Linked DNA regions of Homo sapiens: region 1 is linked to region 2. A link is an interaction called in ENCODE POLR2A ChIA-PET data of the cell type or tissue named here. Cell type or tissue: PC-9. All regions are shown on one strand. Each heading gives the region's core, and the rest is flanking DNA. Links, peaks and the distances in the headings are about the cores only.

Region 1 (5,000 bases), core at 1-5,000, 160 kb after region 2:
TCAGCCCACATCAGGGCACTGGTTGGAGATGGCTCTGGTTGAGGCTAAGCCAGGAGGAGAACTCCTTTGCCAGAAAAGTGAACCATTACCCCTCCGCAGCAGAGAAAGTCACAGAGGGAAGGGCCAGGGGGGCAAACTGGGCTCAGTCCAAGAAAGGAAAGAAGTAGGACTGTTCCAACAGGAGCCAGTGGGCTCCCTGTCACCAGAGATCATCAAACATAGGGTGCACAGCCACTTCTCAGACCCACTGCCTGGCACACAGTAGCTGCTCAATAAATGGTAAGCTAATGTAGAAGGGATCCTTGCATCTGGAATTAAGTTAGACAGATAAAACCTAAGGTCCCAACAACTCCAAAATTTCATGAGTCTACGTTGGAGCTTACTCATCCTCTCAGAGCCTTTCATAGACTTATGTACCCTTTGCAGGGACTTAGAGCTCAGCAGACCTGCCTTTGCCTATGGTGGAAGGGAACCAGGACATTAGGAAGATACTAAATAAAAGCCACTTGCTTTTACCACCCCACATATACTCCAATCCAAAAAGACTAAATCAGAAGCATTTCACATTATTCTATGGATGTTGGCTGAATGGTATAGGTATACATTCAATGAATGAATGAATGGCTGATAAAGCTTGGAAACAAGAGCAAGAGATCTAAGCTCTCCTGTATTTCAGGCTTGGTGTGTGCTTGGAGCTCCCTTATGCCTGTCCCCTCAGGGAAGAGAGTCCCTGGGCTGGAACAGGTTATGGGGTGTGAGTGGGCAGCAAAGCCTGGAAATCTAATTCCACTCACATGGGGGTGGGAAGGCACTGCTGAAACTTCAGAGAGCCTCAGGGGATCTGATTCTGCTATCTGCCCCAAACAAGCCTGCAGATTCGGAGTTGTGGTTGAGACGGATCTGTGGGTGCAGTCCCTGGCCCAGAACCAACGCACGAGAAGGCTAGTTTCATGAAGATGGACCCAGCAGGCTCCCACATACATTGTCCTCCAGACCTGCACTAGACCAGCAGTGTGCTTGCTACGGAGAAAGGCCACTAGGTAGCCTTTCCCCATGACTCCGGTCCCCTCTGCTCCGAGGTCCCATCTCTACTCCAAAGGATGGACAGCTCAGGTTCCCTCTCATTTAACAGCTTGGGAGCCCCCAGCCCCCTGAGGTAAAGTGGGGTGGGCACTGCTCCACTGAGCAGGAAAGCACAATTTTTCCCCCAAGGGCTTTCTCTAGTTGTTCCAGGAGCCTCAGTTCTGAGACTTCCCAGGCAAACAGAGGGAGGTCCTAGCCTGGCAGCCCTGGGTTCTTAGGGAAGGGAGAGACGGGAGACCTGGCAATAGTCCCAGGCAATGAAGATAGCAAGAGACCCAGGGGCAGGAGAGCAAACACGGGCAGAAGCTGGGGGAGTCTCCGCAGCCTGGGTACCCCCAGCCTCTGCATCTGATCTCCAATAAGCTCCAAGGTTGGGCTGTGGGAGGGAGGACACAGGGAGGTTCTTGTGTTACAAGAATCTAGCCTCCCCAAGTCCAGGACCCAGGCCACAGTTTTGCCTCTCAGCCAATAAAGCTGTTAAAGAAAAATATAAGAATGGGTCATTGGCAAACTCACATGCATTTCAACCTGAGCAATTTATGAATATCGAAATGTCTCAGTGTCTGCCCAAGCACTATTCCTGCCCCCACCCCTTTTCTTCCATGCCCCTCCTCAACCCCCATGGGGTGATGGTGCCCCAGCCCAAAGAACTATGGAACTGGGCTCTCCCAAGCCCCTGTGGAGTACCTCTTGGAGGAGGAGGCAGACAGAGATGAAGGGTGGGGAGAATGGCTTCAGGGACACCACTCATTTATCAAATATGCACCGAGCACAGACAGTGGGATGGGCACCGTGCTAGGCACCAGGAGACAGCACTCAGGGAGGCCCAGCAGGCAGTCCAGTGGGAAGACAGGCCCATATGCATATGACTGCAATTCAGAGCAGTCACGTCAGCAGGACTGTGGTCTCCCCTGCCACCCAGTCTTCATGTCACCTCTTCCAGGGTTACACTGAATTTGATCCTCCCTAGTTGAGGGTCTCTCCTTCCTCTTCATGCCTTTAGGATGGTAGTCCCCAGCTCTGAGACTCCTGGATGTTCTCTTTGTGTGTGTGGGGTGCGTGGGATGGGGGTGGGGGGTGGTGGTGTATGGGCAATGGGAGGGGCCCTGAGTCTCAGAGAGTGCCCAATACTACTTGGAGGAAGTGTTATCTGGTGTGAGTGTGTGTGTGTGTGTGTGTGTGAGAGAGAGAGAGAGAGATCCTCTTTTCCTGCCTCTGTGGCAGCCCCAGTGGAGCAATGGAAAGCCGGCATTGAATGACTGAGAGATAGAAGTTGTTTGCAGCCCCAGGCCTCCGTTGTGTCCTCCTGGAGGGCATAAGCCACCAAAATTACCCCTAAAGGGGGTTTCTTAGAGGACAATCCCTTTCCCCTCAATTCAGAGCTCTTTCACCAGGGGTTCCCATCCCAGCCTCAAAAGAGCTGACTTTTCCTCCAAAGTTAGCCCTTCTTAAGGCTCAAGTTGAGAAAAGTTGTTCACTGGCAGATTAAGGTATGTAAAAAAAAAAAAATCGTCAGGAAAGATTAAATCAGACCAAAAGAAGAATTTGTTAATGAGGGTTGAGGAAAGGAAGGCAGTATACAAGCACTTCCAAACGGAGGCTGTGGAATGTTGGTCGGAAGGGAGGGCTCTCCCTTGGGCCCCCAGACGCCCTCTCCTGACCAGCTCAGCACTGGCAGGGCTGGCCAGCTCTTGTTCCCCGGGGGCACCCTGTTATGGACCCTTTCTCAGGAAAGGGAGCACCTATCCTTGTCTAGCTGCCTTCCTGGGCCCCTACCCGGCCAGAGCTCCTCCTCCAGGTGGGCTCCTAGCTCCGGCCTTTCTTAGGCATGCAAGGGCCCCAGGGATGGGGAGGCAGTGGGAGGCAGGCTTATGGCCAAGAGGTCTGGCCAGACCTAGACCCCACAGACACAATGGCTAGGAAGGACTCTGATGTGTGTGGGGAGTAGCTGGTGTCTCCTCTAAGCCTGGGACCATGTTTGCCTCCACATATACTGGAGTTGGTGGTTTGGCCCACGGACATGGCTTCTCCCAGGCCCCAAACTGGGGTCTCCTGGGGCCCTCTGTTCCAAGGGTACCAGACAAACATATGCACAGGTGTCACAAACCCCTGATCCCTAACCCCTTTACAGCCCCTTCCTCATACCACTCCATACCATGGGGTATAAAGGAAACGGAGGAGGCACTCCAAGCGGGTTTCACTCAGCGGGGACAGGAGGATCGGCTACCTCCGGAGCCAAGGCTCCCTCTCACACTCCCCCCAATCCCACCAGCGGCAAAATCCTTTAAAAGGAACAAAGGCAATGGGGGCGGGGAGGGGGCTTCCTCTTTGGTCGACCTAGGGCGGCGGCTGACGCAGCCCGCCGCCGGTCAGCTTTCAGGTGAGTGCCTGAACCCGCATCCCGCCCATGCCTTAGGGACCCCTCTTCGCCCAGCCAAGCCCGGGGCGGGGAGGAAAGTCCCCCTCAGCCGCACTCGGGCCCCCAACCCGGCCAAGGGGTCGCCAACTCGCGGCACTTTCTGCCTGTTTGTTTTCGCTCAGTACTCACAGTTTAGATGCTAAGCCGGCTCCTCTTGCACTCACTTCCTTTGTGTCTCTCTCTCTCTTTCTCTCTCTCTCCCCCTCACCAATCTCTTTCTTCCCTCCTTGTCCGATTCTCTGCTGTAGCTTCCAGTGGAGAAAAATAATTATTCTTCAATGGGTTAGCACGGGGCGCACGCACACACGCGCGCGCACACACACCCCGCCGAGGTACCCAATCAATGCACAAATCTTCGGGGTCCCTTTAACCTCTGCGGATGACTCCGGGAGTTAATTATGAAGCCTATTTCGGCGCGGCATAAATATGCATTAAGGTAGGAAATAATCGATACGCTGAACTTCTGGGAACTGGCATTTAGACGGACTCCGTCTCGCCGCCCCCCACTCCCTCCATGGCCCCACGAGCCACCTCCACAGCCTCGCGCCTTCCCGGGGTCGCAACGCCTATCACAAGCTTCTACCCGGGTTTCAGGGGGCCCCTGTAGTGGCGTGGGCGCCGCGCCGGTGCCGGGAGACCCCCTCGTGCGCCCTCTGCGGTCGGGGCAGACCCTCAGCCGGAGCTTCTTCCTCCCCCACCCCTGCAGGCCGGGCCCAAGCTGCGACACCCCCAGCACGGGCTCAGCCTGTGAACAAACTCCGAGCTCAGTACTCGGAGGAACTGGCGAGAGCGGGACGGCTACCTGCCCGCACGCCCGATTTCCGGGCACAGCTAGAAAGACCGGGACGCGATTCAACTCCCAATCCGGTGAATCCGCCTAGCGCCTTCGGGTCCTGCCGCCCCCGGCCAGTCCCGACCCGCACACATATGCAGGCATTTGCACACACGCGCGCACACACATGCACGCACATGCACACACACATATGCACACCCTCGCGCACACAGACACTCCCGCGCGCGCTCACGCCCGCACACACTCAGGGTTATAACAAAGGAAGAGGGGCCAGCGCTGCCTTACTTTTGTCTCTCTTCTCTCTTTTGCAGCCCCCCAGCCCCGGGGCCGGCGTGCCCGGCCCACCCCGCCCTCCGCGCCCCCCGACGGCCGCGGTCAGCCGGCATTCCGGAGCAGCGCGTCGGAGCTGCAACTTCGCGCCTAAGCGCCCGCACCTCGCAGCCCGGCGGGCGGGAGACAAAAGCTGCGGCGCCGCCGCCGGAGGCCGCGCGGCCAAGGTGTGTTCGCTAATTGTCAGGAAATGTGTGTGTGTGCGGCCGGGAGCCCGCAGGGGCGGGGGAGGGGACGGAGGAAGAGGAGACCCACCCCTCCTACCCCCGCCACTCGCCAGCGCCGGGTACCCGAACCGGGATTAGAGAATAAATTATCTGCTCTCTTCTCATTGGGCTGTGGCTGAGGACGCCGTCGGCGGCGCCGGGCTGGGAG
Region 2 (6,233 bases), core at 610-5,609:
AGCCATGATCACACCACGGCACTCCAGCCTGGGTGACAGAGCGAGACCCTGTCTCATAACACCACCACCACCAACAACAAACCCCACTTCTGACTGTGTGTACCTTCTGAAAAGATTTGGGGAGCCCCCAGGGGTTCCCCCAGGGGTTCCTGGACCACACTTGGAGAACCAGTGCTCTAGCACAATGCCAGAGACTTCAGTGGTGATCGGTATCTACTCCTTTGCCCCGCAAGTTAATTTGGGATGGGGGATGATGTGACACCACACACATAATTTAATGTAATTCCAAGCTGTTCTTTTTTCTGAGATGAGTGGTGCAGATGTGGGGAATCTTGGGGCTAGAGAGACTGCCCCAAAAGGCCTGGGTATGGGACTCAGTTGTGAGGTGGACCAAGCTGACTTAGCTGTGAAGGACAGAACTGCAGTTCTGTGTTCCTGGAGCCTTAAAGAGGCATCTAAAGAAAGTCAACCCTGCTAGGCGGAAAGACAGAATGGGTGAGCCTGGTGGGAGGCCAGGGTCAAGGAGCCAGCCGTGTGCTGCCCACCCCACCCCCAACCATGACTGGCGAGGGAGGGAGTTGACCAACTCCACTCCTCACCCCTACCTGGCATCTGTCTGCCTATTCTTTTTTTTCCCCCTTTTTGTGGAGAATGGGGTCTTGAGATATTGACCAGGCAGGTTTTGAACTCCTGGGCTCAAGCTACCTTCCGCCTCTGCCTCCCTAAGTGCTGGGATTACAGGTGTGAGCCACCACGCCCAGTCTGTCTGCCCATTCTGACCCTCGTGGGCATTTCCAGCAAGGGCTGGGACAGCAAGGCTAACATTGCTTATGAGGAATGACTTGGGCTCTCAAATATCTGCTCTACTAACTCTGCCCCTGGGCCCAGGCGTGCAGAGCCCCACAGCTGGGGGGCTTATTCCTTGACTGACCAATCCAGTGACGCAAGAGTGGGGACCGAAAACAGCCAGTTTTCAGTGTAGCCACGTCAACACAAGCAGTCCCATGACAACCAGCTCCAGTGGAACTGGGGCGTCTTACTACACACACCCTTGGCACACTCACCTCTGTGCTGTTTTTTTTTTTTTTCTTTTTGAGATGGAGTTTTTGCTCATGTTGCCTAGGGTGGAGGGCAATGGTGCGATCTCGGCTTACCTCAACCTCTGCCTCCCGGGTTCAAGCAATTCTCCTGCCTCAGCCTCTCGAGTAGCTGGGATTACAGGCATGTGCCTGGCTAATTTTGTATTTTTAGTAGAGACGGGGTTTCTCCGTGTTGGTCAGGCTGGTCTCGAACTCTCGACCTCAGGTGATCCGCCCGCCTTGGCCTCCCAAAGTGCTAGGATTATAGGCGTGAGCCACAGTGCCCAGCCACCTCTGTGCTGTTAACATCCATCCTGTAGGTGTTAGTTTATGGCCCCAACTTTATTATAAGTAAATTCCTTGAAGGAGGGGACGTGCCTCAATTGCTTCTGTATTTTCCATGGCACCTAGAACAATAGTAAGGTCTTAATAAATGTTGATGTGTTTATTAGGGAATGGGTTTTCACTTGATTTAACTATCAAGTTCCCCTTTATAAGGGGCTGGGGCCAGGAAAGCGGGTGGAGGCCCTTTATTAAACATTTATTGAGTACCTGTTCTCACTCCTTAGGTTTTCTCCAGTGATGTATTGCTTAAAAAGCATGTTCATGTGTTGTCTCATTTAATCCTTGCAGTAATGTGATGGGTGTGAGCTGACTGTGAAAGTGACTCTCTAAGTCATTGCAATGCACTCTGTGGGAAGAATGTGCTAGCCCAGCAAGGCTGTCTTTGTGATGTCCGATGTGTACGTGCGTGGGGAGGCGCTCCCAAAAGCTGCGCTGGGGCAGGGTGTCCTGAACGGCGTTACCAGATGTATCTTGACAAAGAGGTTGGCACCACCATGAAGACCAATTCAACCAGCTCTCCTAGCCCAGCTTCCATGCTCTTCAAGGAGACTTCCCACTGAACTTCCGAATACCCTTGTGTGAAACTGCCACAGGCAGTGAATGTGCTCATCAGCAAACCCAAGTATCTGGTTGGTTTGACAGGGGTTTTGTTATTCATTAGAAATGAATGAATTGGCATGTTGGCTGAATCCATTCCTCTCCTAGAGCTCAGTGAGTCTGCTCCTGAGCCTCCTAGCCTGTTGATAAGCAAGGTTTCTGAGCAGCAAAGTGAGGCTGCTCACTTTGGCAAACAGGTCTTCAGGTGAGCCCGGCCACCATGTGAGGCCCTGTTGGCAGGCCAGGCTCTCCCCAGGCCCCACCTGGCCTCACCAATGGCTCTTGGATTCACAGAGGACTGCACATTGGACTGGGAGACAGGGCAAGCCAGGGGTCCCTTAGCAGAGAAGGGATCCCTGCCAGTAACTAGCCTGCTGTGAGTATGAAGTTGCCACTTACCAAGGACCCTCCTGATGGACACAACAAAGGCGATGGGTGATTGCTGCCAGGGCTCATAAAGAGGTGATTCAGAATCTAGCTGGGGGAACTTTGAAAGGTCATTGCACCTTGACCCTAGCTTCCAGGCGGGACATGTGGTGAGTTCTGCTGCAATGGCTGGGTGCCCTCACAGGCCAGAGCTCAGGTTAATGCAGCTCAGAGCTCGAATTCTGATCACAGGAAGAGAATGGTGAGGAGGATGGAGGCAGGGGTGCTGGCTGGGCCCAGAACACCAAAGGCAGAGCTGAACACTTCCACTGGGAAGTGGGGGTTTTGGCCTCTTGGGCTGGGAAATTCCTGGCCGGCACTGTCTGTTTATCAGGGAAGCTGAGTCAGACTGAAACGTATCTCCTAAAAAGCTCTGCTATTTCTAGGATTCCATCCGGTCAAAGCCAGCCTCCTCTTCCCTGGGGAATTCCTTTGAGGGTGGAGAGATAGAGGGGACAGACTGGCCTTTTCCTAGACATGGAAACCTGAAATCTGAGTTTTTGCCCATTTATGGACCTGAAATCCCCTCCCCCACCTAGGATGACTCATCCCCCAGCTTGACCCAACTGCCCCTAGAGAGGGGAAAGGGTGAAACTGAGATGGTGGGATTAGCTCAGGGAGGGGGTTGGAGGCTGGAAAGAGAAAGGAAAAGACAACTGAAAAGGATGGGGAATTCCTTTGCAAAGAGATGGTGAGGAGAGGATTTCAGAGCCAAAAAGAGGCAGAATGAGAAAGAGAGAAAGATTTTCATCCCAGAGGGAAGCTGCATGCCTGGCAGAGTAAAAATCTTCCAGGTTAAGGTAGGTTCAGGCCCTCACCTTGAGTAAATTCTGGAACTTTAGTGTGATCAGAGCCACTTGCCGTGCTTGTGAAAATGCAGAGATTCCCGTGCCCTCCCTGGGCTGTGATCCGCTTCCAGGCTCCTTCAGGGATCTGAAGTAGGAAGTTCTGAAACACAGAAAGAGGATTGACTGGGAATCCTTCTCCCAACCTGGGGCCTCTGCTGTATAAAGCGACTCACAACCCCTCTGCAGGTGCCAATGTCAGAGGCAGAGCCCTGGTCCAAGGGTGACGTTTCTAACATTCTTATAAAAATCTGTGAAAGACTTTGGCCAGGCCCAGTGGCTCAAGCCTGTGATCCCAGCACTTTAGGAGGCTGAGGCAGGTGGATCTCTTGAGGTGAGGAGTTCGAGACCAGCCTGGCCAACATGGCAAAACCCGTCTCTACTAAAAATACAAAAAAATTAGCTGGGTGTGGTGGCATGCACCTGTAGTCCCAGCTACTGGAGGAGCAGGGGGGCGCTGAGGTGGAGGATCGCTTGTGCTCAGGAGGTCGAGGCTGCAGTAAGCTGAGATTGCACCATTGTACTCCAGCCTGGGCCACAGAGTGAGATCCTGTGTCAAAAAAAAAAAAGACTTTTTATCGGATGGAGAAAGCCAGTCCCCACCAGGCCAAATATGCCTCCTCATTGCAGCACTGCCCACCTCCCCACATAATCATATCAGAGAAGCTTTGGAAAGAACTGCTTTCCTAGTCAATACAATCCTAGGATCTTTACAGCCAGAAGGGACTTCTTCAGGTATCATCTGGCGGGATTTTTCACCTGAAGCAGAAATTCCTTCTAGCAACAACCCCCACATCTCTATCTCCAACCCAAATCTCTCAAACTCCAGGCTCCTCATACCACTTATCTTTGCCTGGAGGCCTAAGTGCCTCTGACTTCACCTCACACCTCCTCCATCTGCAAGTCTTCCCCGACCCAGCTAATGGACACTCTACCCTCCAAGTTTCTCAGGCCAGAGACCATGGAGTGATTCTTGGTTTCTCTCTTTCTTTCATACCCTACATCTAATCCATCAGGAAAGCCTGTTGGCTCTAGCTTCAGAATATGTCAGAAATCTGACAACTTGTCATTTCTTTACTACTGACTCCAGTCCAAGCCCCATTACCTCTTTCCAGAATTGGACAATGTCGACCCTCCCATGGCTAGTCTCAACAAGCAGAAGAATTTTTTTTAATTCTATCTCAAAAAAAAAAAATGTCATTCCTTTGCTCAGAACTTCCTGGTGGTTGGCAATTTCATTCTGAATAAAAGCCACAGCCCATGTAATGGTTCACAAGGCCCTGTGTAATCTACCTTCCCCACCCTTGTTACCTCTCCTGACACGTCTTCTGCTACTCTCTCATGCACTCTGCTCCAGCATCAATGGCTGTTCTAGAACTTGCAACCTGCTCTTGCCTTGAGGCCTTTGCAATGGTTGTTCCCTCCACCCTGAACACTGTTCCCCCAGATAGCCACATAGCTAGCTCCACCCCCAACCCCTGCCACCAGGTTTTTATTCAAATGCCACCTTCTCAGGAAGGCCTTCTCTGATCACCCTTATTTAAAATTTCAATCCTGTCTCCTCTCCATCCCCATACCCCATCCTTATTATTAGTATTTTCCTAATTCTTATCATGACTATTTATTTATTTTTTGATATGGAGTCTTGCTCTATCGCTCAGGCTGGAGTGCAGTGGCACTATCTTGGCTCACTGCAACCTCTGCCTCCCGGGTTCAAGCTACTCTCCTGCCTCGGCCTCCTGAGTAGCTGGGATTACGGGCGCCTGCCACCATGCCCAGCTAATATTTGTATTTTTAGTAGAGACAGGGTGTCACCATGTTGGCCAGGCTGGTCTCGAACTCCTGACCTCAGGTGATCCTGCCTTTCTCTGCCTCCCAAAGTGCTGGGATTACAGGCATGAGCCACCATGCCAGGTCTATTTATTTATTTACTTATGAGACAGCGTCTCACTTTGTTGCCCAGACTGGAATACAGTGGTGCAATCTCTGCTCACTGCAACCTCTGCCTCCCGGGCTCAAGCAATCTTCCCACCTCCACCTCCCAAGTAGCTGGTACTACAGGTGTGTGCTACCATTCCTGACTAATTTTTCTTCTTTCTTTCTTTTTAGAGATAGGTTCTCACTCTCTTGCCCAGGCTGGAGTACAGTGGTACAATCTTGGCTTACTGCAGCCTTGACCTCCCAGGCTCAAGCAATCCTCCCACCTCATCCTCCCGAGTAGCTGAGACTACAGATGTGAACCACCACACCCGTCTAACTTTTGCATTTTTTTGTAGAGACAGGGTTTGGCCATGTTGCCCAGGCTGGTCTGGAACTCCTGGACTCAAGTGACCTGCCTGCCTTGACCTCCCAGAATGCTGGGACTATAGGCTTGAGCCACTGTGCCTGGCCATGGCCTTTTAATATACTATATCATTTACTTATTTACTATACTTGTCTTTCTCCACTAGAATGGATGCCCCATAAGACAAAAATCTCAGTTTTGTTCACAGATGTATCTCCAGAGCCTGGAACAGTATACACTGTTGGCACTCAGTAAATACTGAATGAATGACTGAATGACTGAATGAACATCATACTTTTTTTTTTTTTTTTTTGAAACAGAGTCTTGCTCTGTCCCCATGGCTGGAGTGCAGTGGTGTGATCTTGGCTCACTGCAATCTCCACATCCTGGTTTCAAGTGACTCTCTTGCCTCAGCCTCCTGCATAGCTGGGATTACAGGCACACGCCACCACACCTGGCTAATTTTTGTAATTTTAGTAGAGACTGGGTTTCATCATGTTGGCCAGGCTGGTCTCGAACACCTGACCTCAAGTGACCCACCTGCCTCAGCCTCCCAAAGTGCTGAGATTACAGGCATGAGTCACTGCGCCCGGCCTGCATGAATGTCCTATGTAGGTGGTTGCCTTATCAAGCTGAATCTAGTGTCTCAGTAGCCCC

Evidence for each region. ChIA-PET counts read pairs that join two places held together with the same protein. Peaks named below come from ENCODE experiments on the same cell type or tissue, not always from the same donor. Only the 100,000 strongest peaks of a DNase experiment are listed, where the experiment ranks them.
Region 1: POLR2A ChIA-PET joins it to region 2 with 11 read pairs; 5 of 35 experiments call an interaction of 5 or more read pairs at or near these places.

The regions. Positions count from the first base shown.
Region 1 is chr1:205,452,286-205,457,285 of GRCh38, forward strand. BLACAT1 (BLACAT1 overlapping LEMD1 locus) reads right to left here and starts at 3,760. Exons shown (of 2, transcript NM_001397426.2): 1 at 3,632-3,760. It overlaps LEMD1-DT (LEMD1 divergent transcript), which reads left to right and starts at 3,773. Exons shown (of 3, transcript NR_148934.1): 1 at 3,773-3,938; 2 at 4,607-4,792. In PC-9, for the core only: no CTCF peak of the experiment used is centred there; no DNase peak of the experiment used is centred there; H3K4me3 peaks cover 704 bases; H3K27me3 peaks cover 2,170 bases.
Region 2 is chr1:205,291,768-205,298,000 of GRCh38, forward strand. No RefSeq gene overlaps it. Among named protein-coding and RNA genes, the nearest start is that of NUAK2, 27 kb to the right of the region's middle. RefSeq lists enhancers at 1-153, 2,150-3,349, 2,878-3,731. In PC-9, for the core only: no CTCF peak of the experiment used is centred there; a DNase peak (open chromatin) is centred at 2,834; H3K27ac peaks cover 1,716 bases.